Linked DNA regions of Homo sapiens: region 2 is linked to region 1. Evidence: read pairs that join two places in POLR2A ChIA-PET (ENCODE). Cell type or tissue: HCT116. All regions are shown on one strand. Each heading gives the region's core, and the rest is flanking DNA. Links, peaks and the distances in the headings are about the cores only. Region 1 holds the start of LINC01842 (long intergenic non-protein coding RNA 1842). Region 2 overlaps PRKACA (protein kinase cAMP-activated catalytic subunit alpha).

Region 1 (4,380 bases), core at 301-4,300:
TGAGTGGAAGAGAGACCACACTGTGTGATTTTATTTATCTGAAATTTTGCAAAAGGCTCAACTAATCTAAGGTGATAGAAATCAGAATAGTAGCCAGGTGCAGTGACTCACGCCTATAATCCCAGCACTTTGGGAGGCCGAGGTGGGCAGATCACTTGAGGCCAGGACTTTAAGACCAGCTTGGCCAACATGTCAAAACCCCATCTTTACAAAAAATACAAAAATCAGCGGGGTGTGGTGGCGTGTGCCTGTAATTTCAGCTACTTTGGAGACTGAGACATGAGAATCGCTTGACCCTGGGAAGTGGAGGGTGCAGTGAGCTGAGATCGTGCCACTGCACTCCAGCCTGGGCAACAGAGTGAAACTGTCACACACACAAAAAGAATTCAGGATAGTGGGCCCCACCCTATGGCTCACACCTGTAATCTCAGCACTTTGGGAGGCTGAGACAGGAGGATCGCTTGAGGCCAGGAATTCAACATCAGCCTGGATAACAGCAAGACCCTGTCTGTCTCTACAAAAAATACAAAAATTAGCTGGGCTTGGTGGTGAGGGCCTGTAGTTCCAGCTACTCAGAGGCTGAGACAGGAGAATTGCTTGAGCCTAGGAGGTAGAGGCTTCGGTGAGCTATGGTTGCACCACTGCACTCCAGCCTGGGCAACAGAGCAAGACCCTGTTTCTAAAAAGAAAAGAAAAGAGGCCGGGCACGGTGGCTCACGCCTGTAATCCCAGCACTTTGGGAGGCCGAGGCAGGCGGATCACGAGGTCAGGAGATCGAGACCATCCTGGCTAACATGATGAAACCCCGTCTCTACTAAATAATACAAAAAACAATTAGCCGGACGTGGTGGCCGGCGCCTGTAGTCCCAGCTTGTCGGGAGGCTGAGGCAGAAGAATGGCGTGAACCTGGGAGGCAGAGCTTGCAGTGAGCCGAGATCGCACCACTACACTCCAGCCTGGCTGACAGAGCGAGACTCTGTCTCAAAAAACAAAAAACAAAAAAAAAAAGAAAAGAAAAGAAAAATCAGGCCGGGCCTGGTGGCTCACACCTGTAATCCCAGTGCTTTGGGAGGCCGAGGCGGGCGGATCATCTAAGGTTGGGAGTTTGAGACCAGCCTGACCAGCATGGTGAAACCCCATCTGTACTAAAAATACAAAAATTAGCTGGGCATGGTGGTGCATGCCTGTAATCCCAACTACTCAGGAGGCTGAGGCAGGAGAATCGCTAGAACCCGGGAGGCAGAGGTTGCGGTGAGCCCAGATCGTGCCATTGCACTCCAGCCTGGGCAACAAGAGCAAAACTCCATCTCAAAAAAAAAAAAAAAAAAAAAAAAAAATCAGTGGAGTGGCTGTGGGTGGGGAATGGATGAAGGGACATTGATTTCTGGGCCGTCTGAATGGAAGTGTTCCTTACTTTGATGGGGTGGGGACACGGGGTCGTGCATGCAAATAATATGTGCAGGCTTGGGACTTCACCGCATGTAAATTAACTCTCAATAAAGTTCCAGGAAAAGTAATTCCAATTCCAGCAACCGGATTTTGGGCTCAGTTCGGAGGCTAGCCTGCAAGCCTTGCTGGTGGGTGGCCTGTAGGGGTGACAGGAAACCCCCCGGGCCTCCGCTCTTTAGGGGAGGGGGAGCCTCGCCCTTGCCCCCCTCCGGGACGAGCGGGCAGATCTAAAAGCTTCCCTACCGCCGCCCAGGCGGTCGATAGCAGACTCCCAGGCTCCGTTTCTGCCTGCCCGGCAGCCCGGGCCCTTCCCGCCAGCCCAGCCCCTGGGAGGGGACCCGAGCCGGGCGGAGCCTCCTCCGGAGCCGCACGCCGGGCTCGGCTCACCCTCCCCGGATGCCGCTCCTCCTCCATCCCCAGAAGTTTCAGCCACTGAGATTCCCCTTGTCCCGGAGGCTGGAGGGGAAGACCCAGGCGGCTGCGCTTTGGAGGCTGGACCATCGTGGGGCTTGTCTGTGCCCACTTTTCCCCCATTCAAGAGTTACCACTGCCAGGCGCAGTTGCTCAGGCCTGCAAACCCAGCACTTTGGGATGGCAAGACAGGAGGATCGCTTGAGCCCAGGAGCTTGAGAACAGCCTGGACAACATGGTAAGACCGCATCACTATATTAAAAAAAAAAAAAAAAAAAAAAAAAAAAAAAAAAGGCTGGGCGCGGTGGCTCACGCCTGTAATCCCAGCACTTTGGGAGGCCAAGACCGGCAGATCACAAGGTCAGGAGATTGAGACCATCCTGGCTAACACGGTGAAAACCCGTCTCTACTAAAAATACAAAAAATTAGCCAGGCGTGGTGGCGGGCGCCTGTAGTCCCAGCTACTCAGGAGGCTGAGGCAGGAGAATGGCGTCAACCCAGGAGGCGGAGCTTGCAGTGAGCCGAGATCGCGCCACTGCACTCCAACCTGGGCGACAGAGCAAGACTCCGTCTCAAAAAAAAAAAAAAAAAAAAAAAAAGAGGCTAGGTGCGGTGACTCACGCCTGTAACCCCAGGAGTTTGTGACCAGCCCGGCCAACATGGTGAAACCCCGTCTCTACTAAACACACACACACACACACACACACACACACACACACTCTTAGCCGGGTGTGGTGGCGGGCGCCTGTAATCCCAGCCACTCGGGAGGCTGAGGCAGGAGAATTGCTTGAACCTGGGAGGCGGAGCTTGCAGTGAGCCAAGATCGTGCCATTGCACTCCAGCCTGGGCTACAAAAGCGAAACTCCGTCTCAAAAAAAAAAAAAAAAAAAAAAAATTCAAGCCTAGTGGATTGGAAATACCACTTTCCCTGTCTTCCTTCATCCTTTCCTTAGTCACTATCTAGACACCCTTTTTACTGGGAGTCTGGGTTACAGGGTTACATTAACCAGAACCTTAAAGAGAAAAATACTGTAATTGCAAAAACGACCAGCCTTTTAAAATGGAACAAAAGAGACTAGAAAATATCAGAACCCACTGCACAGTAGAAATATGACTATGACTTCCTGAAACTTTTGTTTTAGTTCCAAACCTGGGTAGAAGGCCTACGTTGCAATGTAAAAAATTAATTCTTTGATTTGTGATCAAAGTGCTTGAAAGATGTGGTTATATATGATGTTTGAAATTGGTTTTCTTTTTTTTTTAATTAATATATCACAGAGGTCACGCTGTGTCAATGAATATAAGTTTTAGCACTTGAATTTTCTTTTCTTTTTTTTGAGACTGAGCCACCTTATCACCCAGGCTGGAGTGCAGTGGCGAGATCTCGGCTCACTGCAACTTTCACCTCCTGGGTTCAAGCGATTCTCCTGCCTCACCTCCCAAGTAGCTGGGATTACAGGCACCCACCAACACATCCAGCTAATTTTTGTATTATTAGTAGAGACAGGGTTTCACCAAGTTGGCCAGGCTGGTCTCGAACTCGTGACCTCAAGTGATCCGCCCACCTCAGCCTCCCAAAGTGCTGAGATTACAGGTGTCAGCCACCACACCCAGCTTTTAATTTCCTTTTCTTTGTTGAGACAGGTTCTCATTCTGTCACCCAGGTTGGAGTGCAGTGGTGCGATATGCGCTCACTGCAGCCTCCACCTCCTTGGGCTCAAGCAATCCTCCCCCCTCAGCCTCCCAAGTAGCTGGAAGTACAGACATGTGCCACCATGCCTGGCTAATTTTTTAGTTTTTGTAGAGTTGGGATCTGGCTATGTTGCCCAGGCTAGTCTTGAACTCCTGGGCTCAGGCGATCCTCCCACCTGGGCCTCCCAAAGTGCTGGGATTACAGGCATGAGCCACCATGCCCAGCCCACTTTCATTTTCTACTATGCATGTAGCCAATCCCCAGAGCCCAGGTACCTCCATTGTTTCCAGCCTCTTTTAAAGCTTTTCTTAATGATGGTAACAGCAAGCATCCTCTATGTGCCTGGCAGAAGGCTAAGCATTTCACACACTTTGCCTCATGGAGTCCTCATGAGAGGCCCATTTTACTGATGAGAAAATCTGGGAACCGTAACAATAAACCATATGACTTAGGTCACACAGCTTGAAGGTGGTGAAGCCAGAATTCGAACCCTGGCTGTCTGATTCCAGAGCTCTTAACCACCCTGTGTTAGTTATTCTTTTCTTTTCTTTTCTTTTTTTGAGACGAAGTCTTGCTCTTGTCCCCCAGGCTGGAGTGCAATGGTACAATATCGGCTCACTGCAACCTCTGCCTCCCAGGTTCAAGCAATTCTCCTGCCTCAGCCTCCCGAGTAGCTGGGATTACAGGCGCCTGCCACCACGCCCGGCTGATTTTTGTATTTTTAGTAGAGACGGCGTTTCACCATGTTGGCCAACCTGGTCTCGAACTCCTGACCTCAGGTGATCTGCCCGCCTCAGCCTCCCAAAGTGCTGGGATTACAGGCGTGA
Region 2 (4,380 bases), core at 78-4,077, 230 kb before region 1:
ATAAGTTTGAGTTGTCCTGTGGGAAGCAGTGGCTGGTCAAGGGCCCACCCCTGAGACTTGGACCCGATCTGAAGGCCTTGGGGGCCTCCCCGGCTGGTGTTCAAACATTAAATGACAACAGCGATCCTGGCTCCCTGTAGGAATCATGTTCTACAGGGGCGACCCTTATCCTGCTGTTAATGGGTGAAAGTGAGGGCTGGCTCAGAGGTATGTCAGGACCTGGTTAGCCTGCCTTGGCTGGAGAGAGAACTCTGTAGTACCTTGCTCTGGGAGCTTGAGTAAGGCTCTGAGGCCACAGTTTTGTCATCTGTAAAATGGGATCATGATAGGCTGCAGAATTAGTGGGGCCCAGAATAAAAAAGATGGCCCCTGGTTAAAAAATTATTACAGAGGGTCGGGTGTGGTGGCTCATGCCTGTATAATCCCAGTACTTTGGGAGGCCAAGGTGGGTGGATCACTTGAGCCTAGGAGTTTGAGACCAGCCTGGGCAACATAGTGAGACCCCGTCTCTGCAAAAATACAAAAATTAGCTGGGCATCATGGCGTGCACCTGTAGTCTCATACTCAGGAGACTGAGGTGGGAGGATTGCTTGAGCCTGGGAGGCAAAGGTTGTGAGCTGTAATTGCGCCACTGCACTCCAGCCTGGGCAACAGGGTAAGACCTTATCTTAAACAAAACAAAACAAAATGGCCGGGCACGGCTCACACCTGCAATCCCAGCACTTTGGGAGGTCGAGGCAGGCAGATCACCTGAGGTCAGGAGTTCAAGACCAGCCTGACCAACATGGGGAAACCCTGTCTCTACTAAAAAATACAAAATTAGCCAGATGTGATGGCACATGCCTGTAATCCCAGCTACTCGGGAGGCTGAGGCAGAAGAATTGCTTGAACCCAGGAGTCAGAGGTTGTGGTGAGCTGAGATCGCATCATTGCACTCCAGCCTGGGCAACAACAGCCAAACTCTGTCTCAATAAAAAAAATAAAAATTAGGCTTGGCACAGTGGCTCATGCCTGTAATCCCAGCACTTTGGGAGGCCAAGGCAGGCAGATCACTTGAGGTCAGGAGTTCAAGACCAGCCTGAGCAACATGGCAAAATCCTGTCTCTACTAAAAATACAAACATAAGCTGGGCATGGTGGTGGGCACCTGTAATCCCCGCTACTCAGGAGGCTGAGGCAGGAGAATTGCTTGAACCCAGGAGGCAGAGGTTGTAGTGAGCCAAGATTGCGCCACTGCTCTCCAGCCTGAGCAACAGAGTGAGACTCTGTCTCAACAAAAAAAAATTATTACGGATCTCAAGACAGCAGCAGCAGCAAAGCGTTAAACCAGGTGTGGGGTCCCTCGGAGAACAGGCCCTTGTGCTTCTCTGGGTCAAACGTCCATGAAGCTGGCCCTGAGTGGCCTTTCCTGTTTCTCATGACCACAGCTTTGGATGGCACCCAAAACGGCTCCCAAAGGGCGCTCAAGACGTGCCTGGAACTGTCATGACAACCCCACCAGGCTGGAACTGGTATGATCCCCATTTTACCATGAGAAAGCTGAGGCTTGGGGAGATAAGTCTCTTGCCCGGGGCCACACATCAAGAAGTACTGAACTGGGAAATGAACCCCGGCTGCCTGGGGCAGAGTTTGTGCTCCTGGGTCAGGCTCTTACCATAAACCAGGTGCTGCTTTTGAGGGATGTTACTGAGGTTGGGTGACTCACCAAGGGTATCGAACTACAAACTGGCTGGACCAGGAACTGAACTTGGGTCTACCAGAGTCCCAGCCTGACTCCTGTCCCCTGATCTCCCTCCTCCAGGGATCTTGTTCTTCCACAAAAGAGAGCAGCCACTGATTGTCCTCAGCTCCGACCCCAGCCCTGGGGGCCAGAAGGCTGGGACCCAATGCAGTGACCCCCCGCCCTTGGCCACTGGGACCCCACCTTGAAGGAGAACTCGAGTTTGACGAGGAACGGAAAGTTGACAGCTTGCAGGATGCGCTTTTCATTCAGGGTGTGTTCGATCTGTTTCAGTTTCACCACCTGGGAAGGGAAGGAGGGGAGGGCAGAAAGGAGGGGGAGGTGAGAGGGGCCTCATTTCCCCTAATGCCTGGAACTAGGGATGCCGGAGCCAGGCCGGTTCCTTCAGCCAGAATCATTTGTGTGCCTGTGGCCTGTCGGGCCCTTAGCTGATGCTGAGGACACAGCATCAGGGAGGCTAGGGGCTGCTTGTCCTTGCACGGCACTAAGTCCAGGGCAAAGAATACATGGGTTACCCCCACAGAGGTCAGAGCCGTGGTGGAGGGTATCTTGGGGTTGTGGAGAAGCAGCCCCCAAGAAGCCCATGTAAAGTACCTGGCGTGGTCTGGGGAAGGGGGAATCAGACAGCGCTTTCTGGAGGAAGGGGCAGCTGAACTGAAATTGAAAAGACAGGCAGGAGAAGCCCAAGAGGTGGGGGGTTTAGGACCTGCCTTACCCTTGTCTAGAACACTCCACACAGCAACCTGAACCTCAGGCTAACAGCTCCTCAGCCATCAGCTGTCCCCTAATAGCAGATGCCATGAGCAGGCACCTGGCACCCAGTCTCTCACTGAATCAGGATAGAAGCCCTAGAGGCCCATGCTGGGAGTACGCCAGTTTGGAAGACCAGACACAGAGGGGAGGTGACTTGTCCAAGGTCACACAGCTGGCTGATGTCAGGCTGGTGTGTAACATGTGGCCAGCCTGGTCCCTCAGTCAGCTGTCAACTGCTTTGCTCACATAGCTGTGTCCTCAGAGTCTATACCTGCCCTACCCAGTTCAGTCCCCATTAGCCACAGGGGGATGCTGGGCCCTTGAAATATGGCTGGTCGGATGGGGAGCCAAATTCAAAAATTTTAAGTATCTAAAATATAAATTAAAAAACTGACACCAGCTGGGCATGGTGGCTCACGCCCGTAATCCCAGCACTTTGGGAGGCCCAGGCAGGTAAATCGCTTGAGCCCAGGAGTTTGAGACTAGCCTGGGCAATGTAGCGAGACCCCATCTCTACAAACAACAACAAGGACAACAAAAGCAATTAGCTGGGCATGGCACGACTATGGTCCCAGCAGCTCCAGAGGCTGAGGTGGGAGGATCATTTGAGCCCAACTGCACTTCAGCCTGGGCAACAGAGCAAGACCCTGTCTCAAAAACAAAACAACCAGGCCGGGTACGGTGGCTCACGCCTGTAATCCCAGCACTTTGAGAGGCCGAGGCAGGTGGATCACGAGGTCAGGAGATCGAGACCATCCTGGCTAACATGGTGAAACCCCGTCTCTACTAAAAACACAAAAAATTAGCCGGGTGTGGTGGCGGGCGCCTGTAGTCCCTGCTACTCGGGAGGCTGAGGCAGGAGAATGGCATGAACCCGGGAGGTGGAGCTGGCAGTGAGCTGAGATCACACCACTGCAGTCCAGCCTGGGTGGCAGAGCGAGACTCCGTCTCAAAAAAAAAAAAAAAAAAACAACAACCAGCCAGGCCAAAATGGTGAAACCCTGTCTCTACTAAAAATATTTAAAAACTGGCCAGGTGTGGTGGCTCACGCCTGTAATCCCAGCACTTTGGGAGGCCGAGGCCGGTGGATTACAAGGTCAGGAGATGGAGACCATCCTGGCTAACACGGTGAAACCCCATCTCTACTAAAAATACAAAAAATTAGCCAGGCGTGGTGGTGGGCGCCTGTAGTCCCAGCTACTCAGGAGGCTGAGGCAGAAGAATGGCGTGAACCCGGGAGGCAGAGGTTGCAGTGAGCCAAGATCGTGCCACTGCACTCCAGCCTGAGCGACAGAGCGAGACTCCATCTCAAAAAAAAAAAAAAAAAAAATTAAAAAATTAGCTGGGCGTGGTAGCCGGCGCCTGTAATTCCAGCTACTCAGGAGGCTGGAGCACAAGAATCGCTTGAAACCCGGAGGCAGAGGTTGTAGTGAGCTGAGATCATGCCATTGCACTCCAGCCTGGGCAACAAGAGCGAAACTCCATCTCAAAAACAAAACAAAACAAAACAAAACAAAAATTAAACTCTTGATGCAGGTACTGGTGACTTTCAGGCATGGTTGGAACAACTTGGGCATGTGAATCTGCTTTTTCAACTTCCCTGCTTTTTCTTATCTTTCCAGGAAAAATTTACCATCAGAGTTGAGAACTGTTGTAAGCATACAATAGACACTGGATTTTAAAGATACTTCAGTACAGAAAAAAAGGAAATATTTCCGAAGTCATGGAGGACTGGGAAAAAAACAAAAGGAATGTAAAATGTTTCATTAATGATATTTTCACATTGATAATATATGGAAAGGGTAATACTGTAGATATACTGGCTTAATTAAAACATATCATTAGGCCAGGTGTGGTGGCTCACATCTGTAATCCCAGCACTTTGGA

The links. ChIA-PET counts read pairs that join two places held together with the same protein. Peaks named below come from ENCODE experiments on the same cell type or tissue, not always from the same donor. Only the 100,000 strongest peaks of a DNase experiment are listed, where the experiment ranks them.
Region 2: POLR2A ChIA-PET joins it to region 1 with 5 read pairs; 2 of 35 experiments call an interaction of 5 or more read pairs at or near these places.

The regions. Positions count from the first base shown.
Region 1 is chr19:14,331,922-14,336,301 of GRCh38, forward strand. All of the region lies in intron 1 of LINC01841 (long intergenic non-protein coding RNA 1841), which reads right to left. LINC01842 (long intergenic non-protein coding RNA 1842) reads left to right here and starts at 1,822. Exons shown (of 2, transcript NR_134916.1): 1 at 1,822-2,098. RefSeq lists an enhancer at 1,844-2,519. In HCT116, for the core only: no CTCF peak of the experiment used is centred there; a DNase peak (open chromatin) is centred at 2,514; H3K4me3 peaks cover 1,700 bases; H3K27ac peaks cover 1,646 bases.
Region 2 is chr19:14,100,893-14,105,272 of GRCh38, forward strand. PRKACA (protein kinase cAMP-activated catalytic subunit alpha) reads right to left here. Exons shown (of 10, transcript NM_002730.4): 4 at 1,924-2,022; 5 at 1-16. Among named protein-coding and RNA genes, the nearest start is that of SMIM46, 9.4 kb to the right of the region's middle. In HCT116, for the core only: no CTCF peak of the experiment used is centred there; no DNase peak of the experiment used is centred there.